3 separate regions of the Homo sapiens genome follow, and all the other regions are linked to region 1. Evidence: read pairs that join two places in POLR2A ChIA-PET (ENCODE). Cell type or tissue: GM12878. All regions are shown on one strand.

Region 1 (8,000 bases):
CCTGATAAGATCCAATTCTAGATGGGTCGGTTGCTCCTTGCTTTGATGGGTGCTTTGATGGGCTTTATTATTATTATTATTATTATTATTATTATTTTGATGGGCTTTTTGATGTCCCTTTTCCTTCCACACTCTGTCCCAACTGTCAAGCAAATAGCCTTTTGTTGCTAAGAGACTGCAGATGTAACCGACCAGCAGCAAACAGTGAGTCAGGCTCTCTCTTCCGGAAGCAAAATCAATTGCTGAGATCACTCTGGGGAAAATACCCACCTTATTTGGAAAGAAGCACTGATCAATTGATGTCTATTTTTTTTTTTTTTGAGTTGGAGTCTCGCCCTGTCACCCAGGCTGGAGTGCAATGGCATAATCTCGCCTCACTGCAATCCCCGCCTCCCGGGTTCCAGCAATTCTCCTGCCTCAGCCTCCTGAGTAGCTGGAATTATAGGCGCCTGCCACAACACCCGGCTAATTTTTGTATTTGTAGTAGAGATGGGGTTTCACCACGTTGGCCAGGCTGGTCTCGAACTCCTGACCTCGTGATCCACCCGCCTCAGCCTCCCAAAGTCCAAGGATTGCAGGCGTGACCCACTGTGCCAGCCAATCAATTGATTTCTCATTCATTTTCAGCTGGCTCTGTTCCCTTAAGCCAGGGGATTTTCGTTTGTTTGTTTCCCCTTCAAGGAAATGATTCTAGCTACAGTTTTGATTTCCTTGTACAACTGTTTTCAGTAGCACAGGGAAAGAAAACATCGAAAGCATTCACCACCTCATTTGTGTGCTGGGGGAAAAAGCAGAAATGTGTATTCTCTTTTTTTGTTTCGATGACCTTGTTCCTGACTTGTTACTCGTGACTTGAGAGATCAGAGGGCTAGAGGACTAGAATTTATAGAGGTGTTTTTTTTGTTTGTTTATTTTTGTTCGAGTTGCCCAGGCTGGAGTGCAGTGGCGCAATCTCGGCTCACTGCAACCTCTGCCTCCCAGGTTCAAGCGATTCTTCGGCCTCAGCCTCCTGAGTAGCTGGAACTACAGGCGCCCGCCACCACACCCAGCTAATTTTTGTATTTTTCAGTAGAGATGGGATTTCACCATATTGGTCAAGCTGGCCTCGAACTCCTGACCTCGTGATCCACCCGCCTCAGTTTCCCAAAGTGCTGGGAGTACAGGCGTGAGCCGCCGTGCCCGGCCTTTTTGTGTTTTTGTGTTTTTGAGAGGAGCTCATTGCTTTTTAGGCTTCCCTAGCGTGAGAAAATCTGGGGATCCATGCTCTAGTTTACTTCCTTTTTTTTTTTTTTTTTGAGATGGAGTCTCGCTTAGATTGCCTAATCTCAGCTCATTGCAACTTCTGCCTCCGGGGTTCAAGGGATTCTCGTGTCTCAGCCTCCTGGGTAGCTAGGATACGGGCACCCGCTACCATGCCTGGCTAATTTTGTACTTTTAGTAGAGACAGGGTTTCGCCACGTTGGCCAGGCTGGTCTCGAACTCCTGACCTCAGGTGAGCCGCCTGCCTTGGCCTCCCAAAGTGCTGAGATTACAGGCGTGAGCCACCGCGCTTGGCCTAATTTGCTTTTCCTGAAATTCAAATGGTCTAATATGAAAAACGCCAACCTTGCTTGAAAGAATAAGAAAGAGGTGCGGTTTCGTTGGGCCGTTGATGTTTGGAACAGGACTGGTTTTGTCCCCTTGCTCGGAAAGGGCAGCAACTGTGAGGACAGCTCCCTGACGTGCTCTCACTCAGCACTGTTCCGTTCCTGAGCACTGTCCCCACTAGCTAGGCCAAGGGAGCTCATTTGGCAGGCAACTGCTGTCTGGCTGCGCCTGTGGCAGTAAAATCTGCCTTTATTTTTTGGAGGCAGGGTCTTGCCCTGTCGCTCAGGCTGAAGTGTGCAGTTATAGCTCACTGCAGCCTCCAGCTTCTGTACTCAACTGATCCTCCTCTCTCAGCCTCCTGAGTAGCTGGGACTATACGCACGTGTTACCACTCCCACCTCAGTTTGTTTGTTTATTTATTTATTTATTTATTTATTGAGATGGAGTTTTGCTCTTGCTGCCCAGGCTGGAGTGCAATGGCGCGATCTCGGCTCACCGCAACCTCCACCTCCTGGTTCAAGCGATTCTCCTGCCTCAGCCTCCTGAGTAGCTGGGATTACAGGCATGCACCACCACGCCCGGCTAATTTTGTATTTTTCGTAGAGATGGGGTTTCTCCACATTGGTTCAGGCTGTTCTCGAACTCCCAACCTCAGGTGATCCACCCGCCTCAGCCTCCCAAAGTGCTGGGATTATAGGCGTGAGCCCCCGAACCCGGCCACTCCCAGCTAAGTTTAAATTTTTTGTTTGTTTGTTCGTTTGTTTTTATTTTTTGAGACAGAGTCTCCCGCCCAGGCTGGAGCGCAGATCACTGCATCCTTGACCTCCCAGGCTTAAGCCATCCTCCCCACTCAGCCTCCCAAGTAGCTGGGATTACAGGTGTGTGCCACTATGCTTGGCTAAGTTGTGTATTTTTTGTAGAGATGGGGTTCAAGGGATTCTCGCTTTGTTGCCTCGGTTGGTCTCAAACTCCTGGGCTCAAGCAGTCCTCCCTCCTCAGCCTCCCAAGGTGCTGGGGAAATCCACTTTTGAAACATTGTCTGGAGAGTTGCCCAGGTGGTAGATCACAGAAATAGGTCATCGTGGGGTCCTTCCCATGGGTGCAGTCTTGAGCCACCTGTGGCCAGCAAATATTTGGAGAATAATAGTCAGGGGAGAGCTTGAGGTCCAGGGAAAGGTTTTGTTTTTCTTCAGGGAAAGGTTTTTATTGTTCTTTATCCCTCCTTAAAGGACCTTCAGGTGTTACTGACATTCCCGGTCTACCCAGTGGCACATTTAGTTTGTAAGCTGGGCCCTCGTACAGAGGTAGGGAGGTGAGAGCATTGGATTAGTGGTCACCAAAGCTGCGGTCACCTAGTGGGGTGATCAGAGGCTCCTCCCTTAAGATCTTGATTGCCAACGCCTCTGGCCCAACTTTCCTTTTTATTTATCGCAAGCCTCCTGGAATCTCAATTGCTTTTTGCCCACCCGGTGTGTCAGCACAAGAAATGAGTCATTTCCTCCTTTAAGCACAGTTGAAATTGAGCTGTGAGTCAGTGAGGTGTGTACGATATTGTCAAAGCGGGGTGTGTACAGTATTGACAGATCTGTAGTTGGGCAAGAGAATTATCAGAGTTTGTGACCACAGCAGATTCCAAAGCTCGACTCATTTTCTTCTCTCTTCCTTCCCTTTTTTCTTTTCTTTTTTTTTTTTTTTTTGACAGAGTCTCGCTCTGTTGCCCAGGCTGGAGTGCAGTGGCACAATCTGGGCTCACTGCAGCCCCTGCCTCCTGGGTTCAAATGATTCTCATGTTTCAGCCTCCCGAGTAGCTGCAATTACAGGCATTCGGGTTCAAGTGATTCTCCTGCCTCAGCCACCTGAGCAGCTGGGATTACAGGCGCCCGCCACCACGCCCGGCTAATTTTTGTATTTTTAGTAGAGACGGGGTTTCACCATGTTGGCCAGGCTGGTCTCGAACTCCTGAACTCAGGTGATCCGCCCACTTCGGCCTCCCAAAGTGCTGAGATTACAGACGTGAGTCACCGCGCCCAGCCTGTTCTGTTCTTTAATTCTCAAAACACCCTCTAGGAAGTAGAGACTGCCATTCTCCCCCATTTTACAGATCAGGAAACTGAGTCCCAGAAGGATTTAGTCAGTTACCCAAGTTGTTCTAGTTAAATGGCCTGGAAAGCCAGTGAAGCCCAGGATTGTCTATCTAACCCCCTTACTACTCTAACTTTCAGGGAATCCACATGAATGTGCTGGGTCAACCATCAAAGTTGAAATGGATAAAGGGGGCTGGATGCGGTGGCTGATGCCTGTAATCCTAGCACTTTGGGAGGCCGAGATGGGTGGGTGGATTGCTTGAGCCCAAGAGTTTGAGACCAGCCTGGGCAACATAGTGAGACACCTGTCTCTGCAAAAAATAAATAAAAAGTTAGCTGAGTGTGATGGTGCACCCCTCTAGTCACAGCTGTTGAGTTAGGCTTAGGCAGGAGGATCGCATGAACCTGGGAGGTGGAGGCGGCCGTGAGCCTCAGTCATGCCACTGCACTCCAACCTGGGCAACAGAGTGAAAGCCGGTGTCCGAAAGAGAAAGAAAAAAAGACATAGATACATCTTTTAAAGTTAGGTTGTATGTTAATTACCTACAACTCAGTTTCAACTGTGCTTAAAGGAGGAAATGACTCATTTCTTGCTACATATCAAATTAGCCCAAAATGTAGTGGCTTAAAACAACACATTTATGATTTCTCAGTTTTTGCGTGTCAGGAATTTGGAAGCAGCACAGCTAGACGGTTCCAGCTCAGGGTCTCTCATGAAGTTGCAATCAAAATATTGGCAGGAGAGAAAAACATATTTTCAGAAGCTGCAGGCATAGGAAGACTTGGCTGGGGTTGAAGGATCCACTTCCAAGATGGCGCACTCAGTGGCTCTTGGCTGGAGGCCTCAGTTCCCTGCTGCGTGGAGCTCTCCCTCCAGCTGCTTGAGTGGACTCATGACATGCAGCTGGCCTCCCCTGGAGCAGTCGATCCAACAATGAGCATGGCCATGAACTAGGCTCAGAAGCCACTCCCTGTCGTCTCTACATTTTCCTATCAGAAGCAAGTCATTAAAAGTCCAGTGCCACTCCAGGGGAGACGAATTAGGCTCTGCCTTCTGAAAGGATTATCACAGAAGATGCGGTCCTATATTCTTTTTTTAAAATTATTCTTTTTTTTATTTTGTAGAGATGGGGTCTTGGTATGTTGCCTAGGCCAGTCTGGAATTCCTGGGCTCAAACAATCCTGTCTCTGCCTCCCAAAGTGTTGGGATTACAGGCATGAGCCACTGCACCTGGTCATGTGGTCATATTTTCTTTTTCTTTTTTTTTTTTTTTTGAGACAGAGTCTCTGTCGCCCAGGCTGGAGTATGGTGGCGTGATCTCAGTTCACTGCAGCCTCCGCCTCCCGGGTTCAAGCGATTCTCCTGCCTCAGCCTCCTGAGTAGCTGGGATTACAGGCGCCCGCCAACATGCCCAGCTAATTTTTTTAGTAGAGATGGGGTTTCACCATGTTAGCCAGGATGGTCTCGATCTCCTGATTTGGTGATCCGCCCACCTTGGCCTCCCAAAGTTTCAACCATCGATCAGAACTTATTGATGTACTTATGTAGCTAGGCACGGTGGCGCGTGCCTGTAATCCCAGCTACTTGGAAGGGTTAAGGCAGGAGAATCGCTTGAACCTGGGAGGCAGAGGTTACAGTGAGTCAAGATCATACCATTGCACTCCAGTCTGGGCAACAGAATGAGACTCTGTCTCAAAAACAAAAAACAAACCCTTGTATGTGATTTTCCTGGATAGCATCTGTTACATCTTCACAAAGATAAAAAGTCAGACTTGGCTGGGCATGGTGGCTCACACCTGTAATCCCAGCACTGAGAGGCTGAGGCAGGCAGATCACTTGAGGTCAGGAATTTGAGACCAGGCTGGGCAGCATGGTGAAACCCCGTCTCTACAAAAAATACAAAAATTAGCCGGGTGTGGTGTCACGCACCTGTATTCCCAAGCTACTCAGGAAGCTAAGGCAGGAGAATCACTTGAACCCAGAGGTGGAGGTTTGCAGTGAGTTGAGATTGTGCCATTGCACTCCAGCCTGGGCGACAGAGTGAGACTCTGTGTCAAAAATAAAATAAAATAAAATTTTAAAAAAGGCAGATTTTTTTTTCTTCTTGGTATTGTTACCTTATTATAGTAATAATAAGTGCATAGTGCATGCTGAGATAAGCAATCATAATTTGTTATTGCGGCCGGGCATGGTGGCTCCAGCCTATAATCCCAGCACTTTGGTCAGGAGTTCAAGGCCAGCCTGGCCAATATAGTGAAACTCCATCTCTACTAAAATACAAGAAATTACCTGGGCATGGTGGCAGTTGCTGGTGATCCCCAGCTACTTGGGAGGCTGAGGCAGGAGAATCGCTTGAACCTGGGAAGCAGAGGTTGCAGTGAGCCAAGATTGCACCACTGCACTCCAGCCTGGGTGACAGAGTGAGACTCTGTCTGAAAATAATAATAATAATAATTTGTTATTGCTTTTATTGCCTTAGTTTACATAGGGAATCAAAGTTTATACTTTGATTTATAAAAGTTGCTTTGATTCTAGTTCACAGAACCAGAATCTTTCATATAAAGGTATTAGAGGGCCCAGTGTGGTGGCTCATGCCTGTAATCCCAGCATATTGGGAGGCTGAGGAGGGAGGATCACTTTAGGAGTTTGAGGCCAGCCTAGGCAACATAGTGAGACCTTGTCTCTACAAAAAATTCCAACATTAGCTGGGCATGGTGGCATGTGCCTGTAGTCCCATTTATTTGGGGGGCTGAGGCAGGAGGATCACTTGAGCCCACGAGGTTCAATCCAGGTTGCAGTAAGCCATGATCCTGCCACTGCACTCCAGTTTGGGTAACAGAGCGAAGCTATGTCTCAAAAAAAGAAAAAAAAAGTATTCTAAATCCAAATTTAATATATAAAACTAAATGCAGGCCAAGTGTGGTGGCATATACCTATAATCACAACACTTTGGGAGGCTGAGGTGGGAGGATTGCTTGAGCCCAAGAGTTCAAGACCAGCCTAGGTAACACAGTAAGACCCCATCTCTACAAAAAGTAGAAAAATTAGCCTGGCATGGTGGTGAGTGCTTTTAATCCCAACTACTTAGGGGGCTGAGATGGGAAGATTGCTTGAGCCTCAGAGTTTGAGGCTGCAGTGGGCCGTGATCGCTCCACTGATCGCTCTAAAGTGAGACCCTGTCTCAAAAAAAAAGAAAATAGAAGAAAACTAAATACATTCAATAAGACTTTGATCTCTTTTCCAAGGTGTAAATATATTTTGGGAAATTTTCCAGTTACTTTGTTCTCATTTTAATGTAATAATCTAAGTCTTGGTTTTCTAAGGAAAAGTTTTCTCTTATTATATCTTTTGTTAATGTTTCTCTCCCATTTCTTTTGATCTGATCTTCAGATACATGATTATCTTCACTGCTAAATTTGTGTTCTCTGGCCTCTACATTTATAATTTCTCATAATTCTTTATCTAAGTATTTCTTCCCTACCTACTGAAGAAAACTCAAGTTTTCTTCCACCTTAATGATTATGCTGTGTCTGTGAGTTTTCTTCATGACTCTTTACAGTACAAGTTTTTTGTTTTTGTTTTTTTAATGGTCAGATGGATAGAACAACACAGGTTTTGTTTGTTTTGTTTTAACTTTTAAAAAAATTATAATAGATAAAGGGTCTCACTACGTTGTCCAGGCTGATCTCATACTCCTGGGCTCAAGCAATCCACCCACCTCTGCCTCCCAAAGTGCTGGGATTACAGTCATGAGCCAACATGCCTGGGCAGTACAGGTTTTTTTTGAGACGGAGTTTTGTTCTTGTTGCCGAGGCTGGAGTGCAATGGCACAATCTTGGCTCACCACAAAGTCTGCCTCCCAGGTTCAAGTGATTCTCCTGCCTCAGCCTCCTGAGTAGCTGGGATTACAGGCATGTGCCACCACGCCCAGCTAATTTTGTATTTTTAGTAGAGACGGGGTTTCACCATGTTGGCCAGGCTGGTTTCGAACTGCTGACCTCAGGTGATCTGCCCACCTCGGCCTCCCAAAGTGCTGGGATTACAGGCATGAGCCACCATGCCCAGCTGTAGTACAGGTTTTAATATGCTAAATACTCTTCCTTTCTTTATTAATGTGCATGGAAGTTCTAATATTTTTTTCCCATACCCCAGAGAGTCCATATTTTGGAATCAACAACACTAGCCTTTGTTGACAAGTGTCTCTCTTGGGTTCCTTCTTTGTGTCCTCCACTGAATTTTGGGGTTCATAAAATTTCATTTGTTGTGCTTGCTTAATTCCCTGGGAATCAGACTGTTCCTGATCGGATGACATTTCTGGTTAATTCTTT
Region 2 (8,000 bases), 66 kb after region 1:
CCCCAAAAGAATTGAAAGCAGGTTGTTGGGCCGGGCGCAGTGGCTCATGCCTGTAATCCCAGCACTTTGGGAGGCCGGGGCGGGCGGATCACCTGAGGTCGGGAGTTCGAGACCAGCCTGACCAACATGGACAAACCCCGTCTCTACTAAAAATACAAAATTAGCCAGGCGTGGTGGCGCATGCCTGTAATCCCAGCTACTAGGGAGGCTGAGGCAGGAGAATCGCTTGAACATGGGAGGCGGAGGTTGCGGTGAGCTGAGATCACGCCATTGCACTCCAGCCTGGGCAACAAAAGGGAAACTCCGTCTCAAAAAAAAAAAAGAAAAAAAAAAGAAAGAAAGAAAGAGAAAGAAAGCAAGTCATAGAGCAGATATTTGCAAGTCTATGTTCATAGCACCCATTATAGCGAAAGGGTGGAAACAGCACAAGTGTCCTTAGATAGAAGAATTAATAAAACGTGGTTCATCTCTACAACACAATTGTTTTTTTTTGGTTCATCTGTACAACGCAATTTTTTTTTTTTTGAGCCACCATGCCCGGACACAATTTTTTTTTCTTTTTCCTTTTTTTTTTTATGAGACAGGATCTCTCTGCCAGGCTGGAGTGCAGAGACGCAATCATGGCTCACTCAACCTCCTGGGCTCAAGCAATCCTCCAACTTTAGCCTCCCAAGTAGCTGGGACTACAGGCACATGCCACTACACCCAGCTAATTATTTTTTTTTTCCTAGAGACAGGGGTCTCATTGTATTGCCTAGGCTGGTCTCCAACTCCTGGGCTCAAATGATCCTCTTGCCTCAGCCTCCCAAAATGCTGGCATTACAGGTATGAGTCACCGTGTCTACCATGTCTGGCCCATAGGACAGAAGATTATTCAGCCTTAAAAAGGAAGGAGGCCAGGTGCGGTGGCTCACGCCTGTAATCCTGGCACTTTGGGAGGCCAAGGCGGGCGGATCACGAGGTCAAGAGATTGAGACCATCCCGGCCAACATGGTGAAACCCCGTCTCTACTAAAAATACAAAAATTAGCTGGGCCTGGTGGCACGTGCCTGTAGTCCCAGCTACTTGGGAGGCTGAGGCAGGAGAATCGCTTGAACCTGGGAGGTGGAAGGTGCAATGAGTCGAGATCGCACCGCTGCACTCCAGCCTGGTGACAGAGTGATACTCTGTCTCAAAAAAAAAAAAGGAAGGAAATGCTGACCAGGTCCAGTGGCTCACGCCTGTAATCCCAGCACTCTGGTAGGCTGAGGCAGGCAGATCGCCTGAGGTCAGGAGTTCAAGAACAGCCTGGCCAACATGGCAAAACCCCGTCTCTACTAAAAATACAAAAATTAGCCAGGCATGATGGTGCACACCTGTAATCCCTGCTACATGGGAGGCTGAGGCAGGAGAATCACTTGAACCCGGGAGGCGGAGGTTGCAGTGAGATGAGATGGCGCCACTGCACTCCAGCCTGGGCGACAAGGAGCAAAACTCCATCCCCACCCCGCAAAAAAAGAAAGGAAATTCTGACACATGCCACGAGGTGGATGAAGACATGTTCAGTGAAATAAGCCAGATACAAAAAGACAAACACTGCGTGATTCCACTTAGAGGAGGTCCCTAGAGTCGTCAGATTCATAAAAACAGAACGTAGAATGGTGGGTCCCGGGGGCTGGGGAGGGGTATGGGGAGTGAGTGTTTCATGGGGACAGAGTTTCAGTTTTGCAAACTGAGAATGTTCTGGAGATGGATGGTAGTGCTGGTTGCACAACAGTGGGAATGTGCTTAATGCCGTTGAACTCTGCACTTTAAAATGGTTAAAGTCGTACATTTTATGTCATGTATATTTTACCACAATTAAAATTAAAAATATACTAAAAAAAAAAAGCAAAGCAAGAAACTGTGTGATGGCGGGAATAGGTCTTAAAGGTGAGCTGAACAAGAGAAGTAAAGATAATGACAAATGGTCCTGGCAATGGCTTTGTGAGAAAGTTTATTTCCTAAGAACCCTTCTTGGCTCACAAAGCCAGAGGAAACTGACACGAGTAATGGACCTTCTGCCTAGAAATACACTCCTTAGCATAACATTTCTGGGTCTTCCAAAAACCTTCTGTTATCTCCTGACTGAACAGCCTAGTGGATAAACAGAGGAAATGAGAAGTCAGGAGATATGATTACCGCTGGGAGATCTGAGGGGAGGGGCCCGTGGGCTGCTAGGGCCAATGATATTCCTTTTCCAGTTCTGGTGCCGGCAACTTGGGGGTGCCGTTTGCAAAAAAGCCATGGAAGGAACTGTACACTTTTGTGCACCATTTGTGCACAGAATGTATTCATTTTATACCTGAAGAAAAAAGAACTGTAAAAAAAAATTAAGACCAAATATATTAGAAAAAGATTTGGTAGGAGATGCTCCAAACTGTTGACAATGGTATTCCTACCAAGTGGGATTATGGCATGCTGCAAGGACTAAACACTGCTGTATTGTTTGAATTTTTATTTTTATTTTTAGATGGAGTTTCTCTCTTGTTGCCTAGGCTGGAGTGCAATGGCGTGATCTCGGCTCACCACAACCTCCACCTTCCAGGTTCAAGCAATTCTCCTGCCTCAGCCTCCTGAGTAGCTGGGATTACAGGGGTGTGCCAGCACACCCGGCTAATTTTGTATTTTTAGTAAAGACAAGGTTTATTTTTTTCTTTTTGAGATGGAGTCTCACTCTGTCGCTCAGGCTGGAGTGCAGTGGTGCGATCTCGGCTCACCGCAAGCTCCGCCTCCCGGGTTCACGTCATTTTCCTGCCTCAGCCTCCCAGTAGCTGGGACTACAGGTGCCCACCACCACGCCTGGCTAATTTTTTGTATTTTTTTAAGTAGAGATGGGGTTTCACCGTGCTAGTCAGGATGATCTCGAGCTCCTGACCTCGTGATGTGCCCGCCTTGGCCTCCCAAAGCGCTAGGATTACAGGCGTGAGCCACCACTCCTGGCCTTTTTTTTGTTTTTTGAGACGGAGTCTCACTCTGTCACCCAGGCTGGAGTGCAGTGGTGCGATCTTGGCTCACTGCAAACTCTGCCTCCCGGGTTCACGCCATTCTTCTGCCTCAGCCTCCCGAGTAGCTGGGACTACAGACACACGCCACCACACCCAGCTAATTTTTTGTATTTATTAGTAGAGATGGGGTTTCACCATGTTGGCCAGGATGGTCTCGATCTCTTGACCTCGTGATCCACCCGCCTTGACCTCCCAAAGTGCTGGGATTACAGGCGTGAGCCACCACGCCCGGCCAGAGACAGGGTTTCGCCATGTTGGTCAGGCTAGTCTCGAACTCCCGACCTCAGGTGATCCACCCGCCTTGGCCTCCCAAAGTGCTGGGATTACAGGCGTGAACCACTGCACCCGGCTCGAATTTTAACTTTTTTTTTTGAGACGGAGTCTCCCTGTTGCCCAGGCTGGAGCACAGTGGCACAATCTCGGCTCACTGCAACCTGTGCCTCCCAGGTTCAAGCGATTCTCATGCCTCAGCCTCCTGAGTAGCTGGGATTACAGGCGTGTGCAAATGCACCTGGCTAATTTTTGTATTTTTAGTAGAGGCAGGGTTTCACCGTATTGATCAGGCTGGTCTCAAACTTCTGACCTCAGGTGATGCCCACCTTGACCTCCCAAAGTCCTGGGATTACAGGGGTTAGCCACTGTGCCCGGCTGAATTTTGACTTTTATAATAAATCGCTATAAATTATTTGGCATTAGAATACAAAAGTCACCGAAGAGCCAAGTTTTAGGCCAGGCATAGTAGTTCATGCCTACGATCCCAGCACATTGGGAGGCTGAGGTGGGGAGATCGCTTGAGCCCAGAAGTTTGAGGCCAGCCTGGGCAGCATAGAGAGACTCCGTCTATACAAAAAATAAAAAAAATTAGCCAGGCATGGTGGCACACACTTGTAGTCCCAGCCACTCTGGAGGCTGAAGTGGGAAGATTGCTTGAGCCCCGGAGGTTGAGGCTGCAGTGAGCTATGATCGCACCACTGCACTCTACCCTGGTGGGCAACAGAGTGAGACCCTGTCTCAAAAAAAAAAAAGAAAAGAAAAGAAAGAAAAAGATTGATTTTTTTTTCCTGAGGTGTTCACAGCAGGTGTTCAACAAAACTTTGTACGATGGCAATATTCAGTATCTCTGCAAGTCAATACAGTAGCCACCAACCACGTAAAGCTATCGAGAACTAATTATAATTCATTGACTTTATTTATTTACTTATTTTTGAGTTGGAGCCTCACTGTCGCCCAGGCTGGGGTACGGTGCTGCAATCTTAGCTCACCGCAACCTCCGTTTTCCATGTTCAAGTGATTCTCATGCCTCAGCCTCCCCAGTAGCTGGGATTACAGGCATGCACCACCATGCCCAGCTAATTTTTTTCTATTTTTAGTAGAGATGTGGTTTCACCATGTTGGCCAGGCTGGCCTCAAACATAAATGATCCACCTGCCTCAGCCTCTCAAAGTGTTGGGATTATAGGCGTGAGCCACCGCGCCAGGCATAATTCATTTACTTAAGATTTTTTTTTTTTTTTTTAGAAACAAGGTCTCACTCTGTCACCAAGGCTGGAGTGCAGTGGGACAATCATAGCTCACTGCAGCCTCGAACTCCTGGCCTCGAGTGATCCTCCCACCCGCCTCAGCCTCCTGAGTAGCTTGGGACTACAGGCACAAGCCACCAAGCCTGCTAATTATAATTAATTAATTCATTCATTCATTTATAGATGGAGTCTTGCTCTGTCACCCAGGCTGGAGTGCAGTGGGGCAATCTCAGCTCCCTGAAACCCCCGCCTCCTGGGTTCAAGTGATTCTCTGGCCTCAGCCTCCCGAGTAGCTGGGACTACAGATGCCCGCTACCATGCCCAGCTAATTTTTTGTATTTTTAGTAGAGACAGGGTTTCACGATGTTGCCCAGGCTGGTCTTGAATTCCTGACCTCAGGTGATCCACCTGCCTCAGCCTCCCAAAGTGCTGGGATTACGGGCGCGAGCCACCGCGCCCGGCCTCATGTACTTTTAAATGAAAATAGCCACATGTAGCTAGCGGCTACACTATTGTTGGGTGCTGGTCTAGGACAGAGCATGAAGGTGTTTACTGTGATATTCTTGCAACTGTTCTGTAGCTTTGAACACTCTCCAAAATAAGTCCATTTTGAAAAAGAGATTTGCAGCAGCTCACGTGTGTAATCCCAGCACTTTGGGAGGCCGAGGTGGGAGAGTGGCTTGGGCAACATAGCAAAACCCCGTTTCTACAAAAAATTTAAAAATTAGTCCAGGCGCAGTGGCTCACGCCTGTAATCCCAGCACTTTGGGAGGTCGAGGCGGGTGGATCACTTGATCAAGGTCGGGAGTTCAAGACTGGCCTGACCAACATAGTGAAAACCCATCTCTACTAAAAATACAAAAATTAGCTGGGTGTGGTGGTGGGTGCCTCTAATCCAAGCTATTTGGGAGGCCGAGGCAGGAGAATTGCCTAAGTCCAGGAGGCGGAGGTTTCGGTGAGCCTAAATCACACCACTGCACTCCAGCCTGGGAGACAGAGGGAGACTCCGTATCAACAACAACAACAACAACAAAAAGTCAGGGGTGGTGGCGCAGCCTGTGGTCCCAGCTAGTCGGGAGGTTGAGGTGGGAGGATCGCTTGAACCCTGGAGGTAGAGACTGCAGTGAGCTATGATTCGCACCACTGCACTCCAACCTGGGAGACAGAGTGAGACTCTCCAAAAACAAAAAGTGGTGGCTCACACCTGTAATCCCAGCACTTTGGGAGGCTGAGGCGCGTGGATCATCTGAGGTCAGGAGTTTGAGACCAGCCTGACCAACATAGCGAAACCCCCGTCTCTACCAAAAATACAAAATTAGCCGAGTGTGGTGGGCACCTGTAGTCCCAGCTACTTGGGAGAATCGAGGCAGTAGAATCACTTGAATCCAGGAGGCAGAGGTTGCACTGAGCCAAGATCGCGCCACTGCACTCCAGCCTGGGTGACGAGAAGCAAAACTCCGTCTCAAAAAAAGAAAAAAGAAAAAAAAAAGGAAAGATATCTATCTTAAAGCTTAAAAGGGAGCACAGCGAAAAAAGAAAAGACACAGAATCATCAACATTATTGGTAGCTTTATTAAATTTGTTTACCTTCTAAAAAAAACGATTACAAAAAAGAATACTTCATTTAAGTGTAATACTGGCTTTATGGACGTACCGTGATCAGAAAGTGAAATTAAAGCTCATGGATATGCGTGAGAAGAGAATGGGCGCAGAGGCACGAGTCCAGTATCCCACGGAGAGAAGGAAGTGTAGAGAGATGCGTGGACCCATCTCAGGGGTCACGCATTCCTGGGCCAAGGAGTTGCTTCTAAGAGCTTAAAATAAATGCACTGGCTGGCTCCAGGGCTGGACACACAGGCACAGAACTCTTGTACCGCTTCTCAAAGCTGCCCAAAGCTGCGACCTTCCCCCTCAGACACCCACAATTAATTGTTTCCAATCAGCTTTGGTTTTGTTTTCTCTGCAATTTACATGCAAACACCATCTATCTATTCATCCATCCATCCATCCATCCATCCATCCATCCATCCATCCATCCATCCTGCTTGTCTCCTTTGACCAGCCAAGCCCTATTTTGTTTTACGTACATTCCCTTCACTAAAAATCAAAGCAAGCCAGTCTACATCAAGCCAAGAAACCTACTTTTCTAAGGAGAGAAACCAGTGCTTTGCCTTCTTTAATGAACCTGCGAGCTCTCAGCGCTTTCTCTTGCTGAAATGTGGCTTTAAAGCCTTGGAGGCTGAGCTCACTGGCCTCGAAAGGGCAGCGCGCGTATTTGGTTTGGAGCGCACTCCTGATCACAAAGCACATTTTTAGAGGCTTGGAACCCTTCCCTTTCTGTTGCTCACCAAGGAAAAGGCACAAGAAAGACAATGATGTGGAGATTCTTAGGGGACCAAAACAGGCCATGAAGGAAACTGTGAGTGTCTCTGGCAAGCCCCGTTTCCCGCAGGCTCTGTTCCAGGCAGCTCCGGAAAGTCTCTAGGTTGTTAAAAAGCCCAGCTGGCCCATGTTTGGTTTTCAGCAAAGCCCTGTCTCTTGAAGTTTGCGCTGGGAGGCCTGGGGACGGCCAACTTTTAATCGTACACACATGGGGTTTTTGGGAGCCGGCCCTGCGTTTTGCCAACAAGCGCATGCCCTGTTTTCTTTCCTTTGAGGAGAGAAATTCTGGAGTCCCGGGGAGGAACAGGACGGCCCTGTGACCATAGTCTGGGGCCTGGCGGCGGGGACGCAGAAGCCACCCTGAGAGCCAGATTCTTTTCCTGCGTCTTCAGGTCTGAAGGATTTTCTAGGAAAATTAACATTTGCCAAGGCCTCCATGTGGGGAAGGGAGGGGTTTCTGGGTAATTTGTCTCTTTTTCTTTTCTTTCTTGAGACAGGGTCTCGCTGTGTCGCCCAGGCTGAAGTGCAATGGTGTGATCATAGCTCACTGTAGCCTCGACCTCCAGGGCTCAGCCTCCCAAGTAGCTGGGACTACAGGCGCGCACCACCACGCCTGGCTAGTTTTTAAATTTCTTGTAGAGATGGGTCTTGCTGTGTTGCCCAGGCTGGTCTTTAACGTCTAGGCTCAAGCTCAAGCTCTTGCCTTGCCCTCCCAAAGTGCTGGGATTACAGACGTGAGTCACCACGCCTGGCCGGTAATTTCTCATTGTGAATTGATTGGGTCCCTGTAAGTCACAGAGCCTGTCCTGAGTCCCTTCATCTGAATGAGGGTGAAAAGACTGAGTTTTCTGTCCCGGGTGACAAGGACAGAATCTGTCTTGTGAAACAACCAGAAGAAAATTCCCCTAAGAAAGCCGTCTAGCGGGGCAGTGGACACAACACTATTCTATATCAGACAATTAAATGTGGGGGATGAAGGGTGAACCCCAACTGGTGCGTAATAACACTTAGGATTAAAATGAAAATATGCAAGTTCCAGTGACTTTCAAATCTGGCAACAAATCCTAAGATTC
Region 3 (8,000 bases), 94 kb before region 1:
TTAGTGGAGGTCCCTTTAGTCAGCTTTAGTCTTAAAGAGCTCCTTGTGTGTGTGTTTGTTTTTTTGCAGAGATGGGGTCTCATGTTGCCCAGGCTGGTCTTGAACTCCTGGGCTCAAGTGATCCTCCCACCTCGGCCTTCCAAAGGCTGTGATTATAGGCGTGAGCCACCACGCTTGGCTTCAGGCCAGCTATGTCATCCAGTGGCCCCGGACTTTGGTTTGTCTGATGTTCCTTGTGGTTGGAGTTGGGTTATGTGTCTCTGGCAGGCAGACCCAACATGGCCCTGAGTCCCTCTCAGGGTGTCATATCGAGAGTGCATGGCGGAGGTTAGCAAATAAGGTCACTGGTGATGCTGACTTTGAACCCCTGCCAAGGGATCTCCACTGTCCAGTTACTGTTTTTTTCTTTTGTAATCAGTAAGTACCCTGTAGGGAGATACTTGAGACTCTGTAACTATGTTGTAACTCCTCAGAATTCCAGCTACTCCTTTTAGTATCTTTTTTTTTTTTTTTGCCTGTATCAGTTTTTGCTCTGATGGCTACAGGATGGTGACTTTTATTTCCATCGTTCTTTCTGCATTGATTTGTTTGTTTTTCTATAGTAGGAAAAGCTTTCTCTTTGGTCCTGTTAGTCCTGTGGCCATGGTCTGCCAACCCCTGGTGTAGACTTACGGATTCTTGTTTAGTTGAATGAATGGATTCCGATCCTTTAAAATGATTTCTTTTGGTCATTTAGCTTTAGCCAGCAGGAGCCCCTTGCCATTGGCTCCTGTTTGCTTTTGGTACATGCCCACCATTCCTGGAGCACTTCCTTCCTCATCAGACTTTTCTTCTGCTTTCCCTGCCTGAGCTCTCTGGAGCCAACTCTTTCTCCAGGGAGTCCTGGTTCCTTTTTTTTTTTTTTTTGTCTGTCAAGACGGGGTCTCCCTGTGTCACCCAGGCCGGAGTGTGTGGTGGTGCAATCATGGCTCCCTGTAGTCTCAACCTCCTGGACTGAAGCGATCCTCCCACCTCAGCCTCCTGAGTACCTGGGGCTACAGGCGCACGCCACCATGCTTGGTTAAGTGTTCTGTATTTTTTTGTAGAGACAGGGTTTCACCATGTTGCCCAGGCTGGTCTCGAACTCCTGAGCTCAAGCAATCTACCTGCCTTGGCCTCCCAAAGTGCTAGGATTACAGACATGAGCCACTATGCCTGGCTATATTTCGTATTATTACAGAAGAATATTTACATGCCAAGATCTGACTTTGGGGGTGCTTCCTGCTAGTGGGCCATCACTGCTTCTAGGCCCTCTGAGCAGCCGGATCTGGGAAATAGATGTATGTACACATACTCATCTGCATTGCTGTTTGTATATATTAAAACTTGTGGCTGGGCATGGTGGCTCATGCCTGTATTCCCAGTACTTTGGGAGGCCAATATGGGAGGACTACTTGAGCCCAGGAGTTCGAGACCAGTGTGGGCAATATGGCAAAACCTTGTCTTTATAAAAAATTTTAAAAATTAGTTGGGTGTAGTGGCATGCACCTGTGGTCCCAGCTACTTGAGAGGCTGAGGTGGGAGGATCACTTGAGTCCAAGAGTTTGAGGCTATAGTGAGCTGTAATCTCACCATTGCACTCCAGCCTGGTCAAGACAGTGAGACCCTATCTCACACGCAAAAAGAATCTTGAGGTTATACTGACACCTCCAATTCTAATCCAACAGCACAGGGTTAATTTTTATCCTTTCCGCCTTTCCATAATTCTAAAATCAGCAACCTGATTTCCCTTAGCAATAATAGGCTTACTTACCTGCTCCATTTTAGAATACACAGAAAGTACGTTCCAAAGTGCTAATGGACACCTCTATGCAGAAGTCTCCTAGTTAGAGTTCAGTATTTATAGAGTTCCTCTACCTCAGGATATGTGTTCCAAATACTGTGTCCAGAAGTTACTGGGGCCGGGTGCGGTGGCTCATGCCTGTAATCCCAGCACTTTGGGAGGCCAAGGTGGGCGGATCACCTAAGGTCAAGAGTTCAAGACCAGCCTGACCAACATAGTGAAACCTCGTCTCTGCTAAAAATACAAAAAATTAGCCAGGTGTGGGGGCACACGCCTGTGGTCCCAGCTACTTGGGAGGCTGAGGCAGGAGAATTGGTTGAACCTGAGAGGTGGAGGTTGCAGTGAGCCAGGTTCATGGCCATTGCACTCCAGCCTGGGTGACAGAGTGAGATTCTGTCTCAAAAAAAAAAAAAAAGAAGTTACTTTGGACCAGGTGTGGTGGCTCATGCCTATAACCCCAGCAGTTTGGGTTGCTAAGGTGGGTGGATCGCTTGAGCCCAGGAGTTCGAAACCAGCCTGAGCAACATGGTGAAACCTCATCTCTACAAAAAATTAACCAGGCTTGGTGCGCACGCCTGTAGTCCCACCTACTCGAGAGGCTGAGGTAGGGGGATAACTTAGCCCAGGAGGTCCAGGCTGCAGTGCACTGTGTTTGTACCACTGCATTCCAGCCTGGGGAGCTTTTTATTACTTGAGACAGGGTCTCTCTCTGTCAGCCAGTTCTGTCTCACAGTTCTGAAGCCATCTGGAGGACTCAAGAAAAAAGTAATGGGCCAGGTGCGGTGGCTCACATCTGTAATCCCAGCACTTTGGGAGGCCGAGGCAGGCAGATCATGAGGTCAGGAGTTCGAGACCAGTCTGGCCAGTATGGTGAAACCCAGTCTCTACTAAAAATACAAACATTAGCCAGGCGTGGTGGCAGGCTTCTGTAGTCCCAGCTACTGGGAGGCTGAGGCAGGAGAATCACTTAAACCCGGGAGGCGGATCACACCACTGCACTCCAGCCTGGGCGACAGAGTGAGACTCTGTCTCAAAAAAAAAAAAAAAAAGTCATGAAGTGGGAAAGTGCATGAAGTGGGAGCTTGTGCTCAGTCCTGCTGTGGCTGCCTGTCCTGTGGAGTGTTGAGAACAGGCACCGGCACTTGCTGCTGCTTGTGGGTTTTCTTGTTCTCGGACAGTGGTACTCAGCCTCTGTTGTGTGTTCTAGTCACCTGGGGAGCTCTCTATTATTATTACTACTATTATTTGAGACAGGGTCTCTCTGTTGTCCAGGCTGGAGTCCAGTGATGAGGTCATGGCTCACCGCAGCCTTGACGTCCTGGGCTCAAGTGATCCTCCGAGGACCTTTTTCTAAGTAGTAGCTGAGCATGAAGGCATGTGCCTGTTGTTGCAGCTGCTCAGGAGGCTGAGGTGGGAGGATTGCTTTAGTCCAGGAGTTCAAGACCAACCTGGGCAACATAGGGAGACTCTGTCTCTCCAAAAAATAAAATAATTACCTGGGCATGGTGGTGTGCACTTGCGGTCCCAGCTGATTGGGAGCCAGAGGTAGGCGGATCACTTGAGCCCAGGGCTTTGAGGCTGTGATCACACCTGTGAATAACCATGGTACTGAGCCCGTCTCCAAAAAATAAAAAGTAAATTAAAAATCTTAAAAAGCGAGGATGCCCAAGCCTCACTCCAGAGGAGTTCAATCAGAATTTTGGGTGTAGGGGAGGCATGCAGCAATCGGCATCTTTGACTGCTCCTCCCAGTGATCCCAGAGAGGATGTGGAGTTGAAAGTCCCTGACTGAGGCAGCCTGCAGAGCCCATTGTTGGGGTAAGAGGTTGCTCTTATGGTGGCCGCTCTGTGGGTGAGCTTTTAGCGCGTAGAGACTGATATCCCTCCGCTGTGTGGACGGTATTGACACTGTGAGCGCAGCAGTTTTGCAGGTAGTTATAAATTCCTGGAAGATGAAAACCAAAATTTAAACCAATAACTTTTTCTCCATCCTGGAAGTTTTTTCTAGGAAATATACAAGAATTGATGAGGGAGAAAATGTTTATCCATTGAATCTCAACAGGAGGAGTTTCATATTTGTTGCTAAGAGGAATTATTTTTGAAATATTTCAATTAGCTTTTTAACAAAAAAGAATGAGGACCCTTGATGAGATCTACAAATAGAGTATAAGTGGGGGAAAAAATCAAGGTCCAAAGAATGTAAATTATATAACCGTTAGTGTAAAAAAGAGGGAGAAAGTGGAAACGTCTAAGTCCTTGTTTCTTATCCATGGAATTGATCTGGAAGGATGGACAGGAAACTGATACCAGTGGAAAACTGTGAAGAGAAAAACTTAGGCTGGAGCACAGAAGAATGGGGAGAGCCCACATGATGCTCTTCAGTTTTCGTTAAAAAAATAAAAATGGGCCTTGGGAGGCCGAGGCGGGCAGATCACGAGGTCAGGAGATCGAGACTGTCTTGGCTAACACAGTGAAACCCCGTCTCCACTAAAAATACTAAAAATTAGCTGGGCATGGTGATGGGCACCTGTAGTCCCAGCTACTCTGGAGGCTGAGGCAGGAGAATGGCATGAACCTGGGAGGTGGAGCTTGCAGTGAGCCGATACCGCACCACTGCACTCCAGCCTGGGCAACAGAGTGAGACTCCATCTCAAAAAAATAAATAAATAAAAATAAAAAATAAAAATGGGCCGAGCATAGTGGCTCACGCCTGGAATCCCAGCACTTTGGGAGGCCAAGGCGGGTGGATCACATGAGGCCAGAAGTTTGAGACCAGCCCGGCCTGAATTTTCAGCTATGAGTGTCTGGACTATTTGAAAATTACAATGTATATGCCAGTTACCTTAAAGAAACAGGTGTTGGGAGACTGAGGCAGAGAATTGCTTGAACCCAGGAGGCAGAGGTTGTAGTGAGCCGAGAGCCGAGATCACGCCACTGCACTCTAGCCTGGGTGACAGAGCGAGACTCCGTCTCAAAAAAAAAAAAAAAAAAAAAAGAAGAAACAAGTGTCAGCCAAGGTTGATGGGTTATATATTTTTACTGGATTACTGAGTATACAGTTTACGCATTTTCCCACCACTGGCCATGTTTGCCTGCCATTTTCTGTGCAAACAGTTGAGTGGGTGCTTCCCACCTTGGCCTCTGTAAGTGTTTGGTCTGGAGGCCCTGCAACCTCAGTGTCACACGAATGACTCTTTTTCAGCCTCTGGACGAGACCAGCCAGATGAGCGACCTCCCGGTGAAGGTGATCCACGTGGAGAGTGGGAAGATCCTCACAGGCACAGATGCCCCCAAAGCCGGGCAGCTGGAGGCCTGGCTCGAGATGAACCCGGGGTGAGTTGGGCCTTGCATTCCAGATGCAGTGGGGATCCAAGTCCTCGGTGGGCCTTGTTCCAGGGAGGTGGCAGCCAGGAGCAATTTTACTTCTGTTTGAATTCCCGGCAGGTTTGGTAGGGAAAGTGAATTCTGCTGGCTCTGAGCAGATTTGTATGAAAGCCCTTACATTTTTTCTAGGTATGAAGTAGCTCCGAGGTCTGATAGTGAAGAAAGTGGCTCAGAAGAAGAGGAAGAGGTAAGAGTGCATTTCCTGGCTTTCAAGGCTCTCAGTGCCCACTGGCAGTGACTTCCACCCTGTGTGTTGTGACCGTCTCCTGCCCTGGCTGGGCATCTTGTGGGGCAGGGAACAGCAGGGCCCAGGCCTGCCCGAAGTCGGTGCTTTAGAGCTGTCCTATCCAATAGGGCAGCTTCTGGCGACATGTGACCATTTCCATTTTAAATTAAATCAGTCACATTACATAAAATTTAAGACTCATTTTCTCTTTCACACTGGCTGCATTTCAGGTGCTTGGCATCCCTTATCTGGGAATGGTCTGCCTCATTTGCCCATTTTTTTTTTTTTTTTTTGAAACGGAGTCTCACTCTGTCACCCAGGCTGGAGTGCACTGGTGCAATCTCAGCTCATTGCAACCTCCACCTCCCGGGTTCAAGCAATTCTCCTGCCTCAGCCTCCCAAGTAGCTGGGACTACAGGCGCCTGCCACCACGTCCAGCTAGTTTTTTTATGTTTAGTAGAGATGGAGTTTCATCATATTGGCCAGGCTGGTCTCAAACTCCCGACCTGAAGTGATCCACCTGCCTCAGCCTCCCAAAGTGCTGGGATTACAGACATGAACCTCCACGTCCGACTTATGATTTTTTTGTTGTTGTTTTGAAATGGAGACTTGCTGTGTTGCCCAGGCTGGAGTGCAGTGGCGCGATGTTGGCTCACTGCAGCCTCCACCTCCCGTGTTCAAGCGATTCTCCTGCCTCAGCCTCCCTAGTAGCTGGGACTTCAGGCACCTGCCACCATGCCTGGCTAATTTTTGTATTTTTAGTAGAGACAGGGTTACACCATGTTGGCCAGTCTGGTCTTGAACTCTTGACTGGTGATTTTTTTTTTTTTTGAGACAGAGTCTCACTCTATAGCCCAGGATGGAGTGCAGTGGCGCGATCTCGCTCACTGCAACCTCCGCCTCCCGGGTTCAAGTGATTCTCCTGCCTCAGTCTCCTGAGTAGCTGGGATTACAGGCGCCCGCCACCATGCCAGCTAATTTTTAAAATATTTTTAGTAGAGATGGGGTTCCACCATGTTGGCCAGGCTGGTCTCGAACTGCTGACCTTAAGCGATCCACCCACCTGGGCCTCCCAAAGTATTGGGATTACAGGCACGAACCAGTGCGTCAAAGTCTGTTCTGTGTTAGTCACTCTAACCCTCTTATGATTATTGTTCACATGGTACATCTTTTTCCCTTCTTTTACTTTCAACCTGAATCTACAACAGCATATGGGTTTTGCATTTTCAGCTAGTATGACAGTGACTGCTTTTTGACTGAGTTTTTAAGACCATTTATATTTACTGTAATTTCTGATATGATTGGGCTTACATTTGCTATTTCTTTTCTATGCCTCCTGTTTTTGTTCCTCCTTTACTGCCTTTTGTGTTCAATGTTTTTTTTCCCTAGATTTTTATTTTTATAGTGCCTTTTTTTTTTTTGAGACGGAGTCTCGCTCTGTCACCCAGGCTGGAGTGCAGTGGAGCAATCTCGGCTCACTGCAATCTCTGCCTCCCGGGTTCAAGTGATTCTCCTGCCTCAGCCTCCCGGGACTACAGGTGCATGCCACCAAACCCGGCTAATTTTTTTTTGTATTTTTAGTAGAGACAGGGTTTCACCATGTTGGTCAGGCTGGTCTCGAACTCCTGACCTCAGGTGATCTGCCTGCCTTGGCCTCCCAAAGTGTTGGGATTACAGGCGTGAGCCACCACGCCTGGCCTCTCCTATTTTTTTGCTTACCTCTTCATGTTTAGTTGAAGCGTACTTTAGCTACCCTGGAGTCTGACTTTTAAAACTCTGGGAGGTTGTGGTGGCGTCTAGTCTGTTTAGTAATTTCCTGGGGCTCAGTCTGTGAAATCTGGTTCCTGCATAGTGTGTATAGCCTCTGCTGTATTTCCTCAATTCTTTTAAACATTTTTTGGTTTTATCTTATTCGTGATTTTTTTCCTGGTTCATTAGGGGCAGGCAGTGTTTCTTTGTCACTTAGTGGTCATCCAAAGATTGGCCACAGTTTGTGCTCAGACACGCGCCTTCTTTCTCCTGCTGATGGTTCAGTTGTATGAGGAGGTGCATTCCACATTTGGGCCATTGTCGGGTTCTCCCTGGCACTTATGCTTTGCTGAGTCCTTTGGCGTCTCTTTGCATATGCACAGACTCAGCCTCAGCCAGTGATACGCTTTTCCCTACCGTGGCTGATCTCACCTCCATTAGCAGTGCCACTGGCTGTGGGCATTGCTTCCTTCTACAAGTGACTGAGCCCCTTCCACCTCCCTGCCAAGCCTCATGGCCTGCAGCTCTCCAGCTGTAAGAGGTTCATGTGTCCAGAGCTGAGGCAGAAGAAGTGAAAGTGGCCCACAGTAAAAGTGCTACAAACTCCCACTCTTCCCACCTGAAGTTCAGTTTTTTAAGGTTCAATGATTCTAGTAGACCTTTGGTCAACTCGCTGAGCTCTGAAATGCTCACTCTGTCAATTTGTCCGGCTTTATAGTTGCTTTTGGGGAGGAAATTTGCCCACCTCCTCATTTGGGTTTAGCCAGAAGTCTCACTCCTATTTTAATTCCAGCATGTCTGTACCAGCTCTGATTTTCTT

Evidence for each region. ChIA-PET counts read pairs that join two places held together with the same protein. Peaks named below come from ENCODE experiments on the same cell type or tissue, not always from the same donor. Only the 100,000 strongest peaks of a DNase experiment are listed, where the experiment ranks them.
Region 2: POLR2A ChIA-PET joins it to region 1 with 5 read pairs; 6 of 35 experiments call an interaction of 5 or more read pairs at or near these places.
Region 3: POLR2A ChIA-PET joins it to region 1 with 6 read pairs; 8 of 35 experiments call an interaction of 5 or more read pairs at or near these places.

The regions. Positions count from the first base shown.
Region 1 is chr19:11,092,139-11,100,138 of GRCh38, forward strand. The region is part of intron 1 of LDLR (low density lipoprotein receptor); the gene reads left to right. Among named protein-coding and RNA genes, the nearest start is that of LDLR-AS1, 6.5 kb to the left of the region's middle. RefSeq lists enhancers at 1-561, 1-936, 2,284-3,483, 2,849-2,978. In GM12878, no CTCF peak of the experiment used is centred here; DNase peaks (open chromatin) are centred at 773, 3,093 and 4,287; H3K4me3 peaks cover 3,288 bases; H3K27ac peaks cover 4,711 bases.
Region 2 is chr19:11,158,173-11,166,172 of GRCh38, forward strand. KANK2 (KN motif and ankyrin repeat domains 2) reads right to left here. Exons shown (of 13, transcript NM_001136191.3): 13 at 6,098-8,000. Among named protein-coding and RNA genes, the nearest start is that of SPC24, 6.4 kb to the left of the region's middle. In GM12878, no CTCF peak of the experiment used is centred here; no DNase peak of the experiment used is centred here.
Region 3 is chr19:10,998,006-11,006,005 of GRCh38, forward strand. SMARCA4 (SWI/SNF related BAF chromatin remodeling complex subunit ATPase 4) reads left to right here. Exons shown (of 35, transcript NM_003072.5): 12 at 5,024-5,154; 13 at 5,335-5,392. Among named protein-coding and RNA genes, the nearest start is that of SMARCA4, 41 kb to the left of the region's middle. In GM12878, no CTCF peak of the experiment used is centred here; no DNase peak of the experiment used is centred here.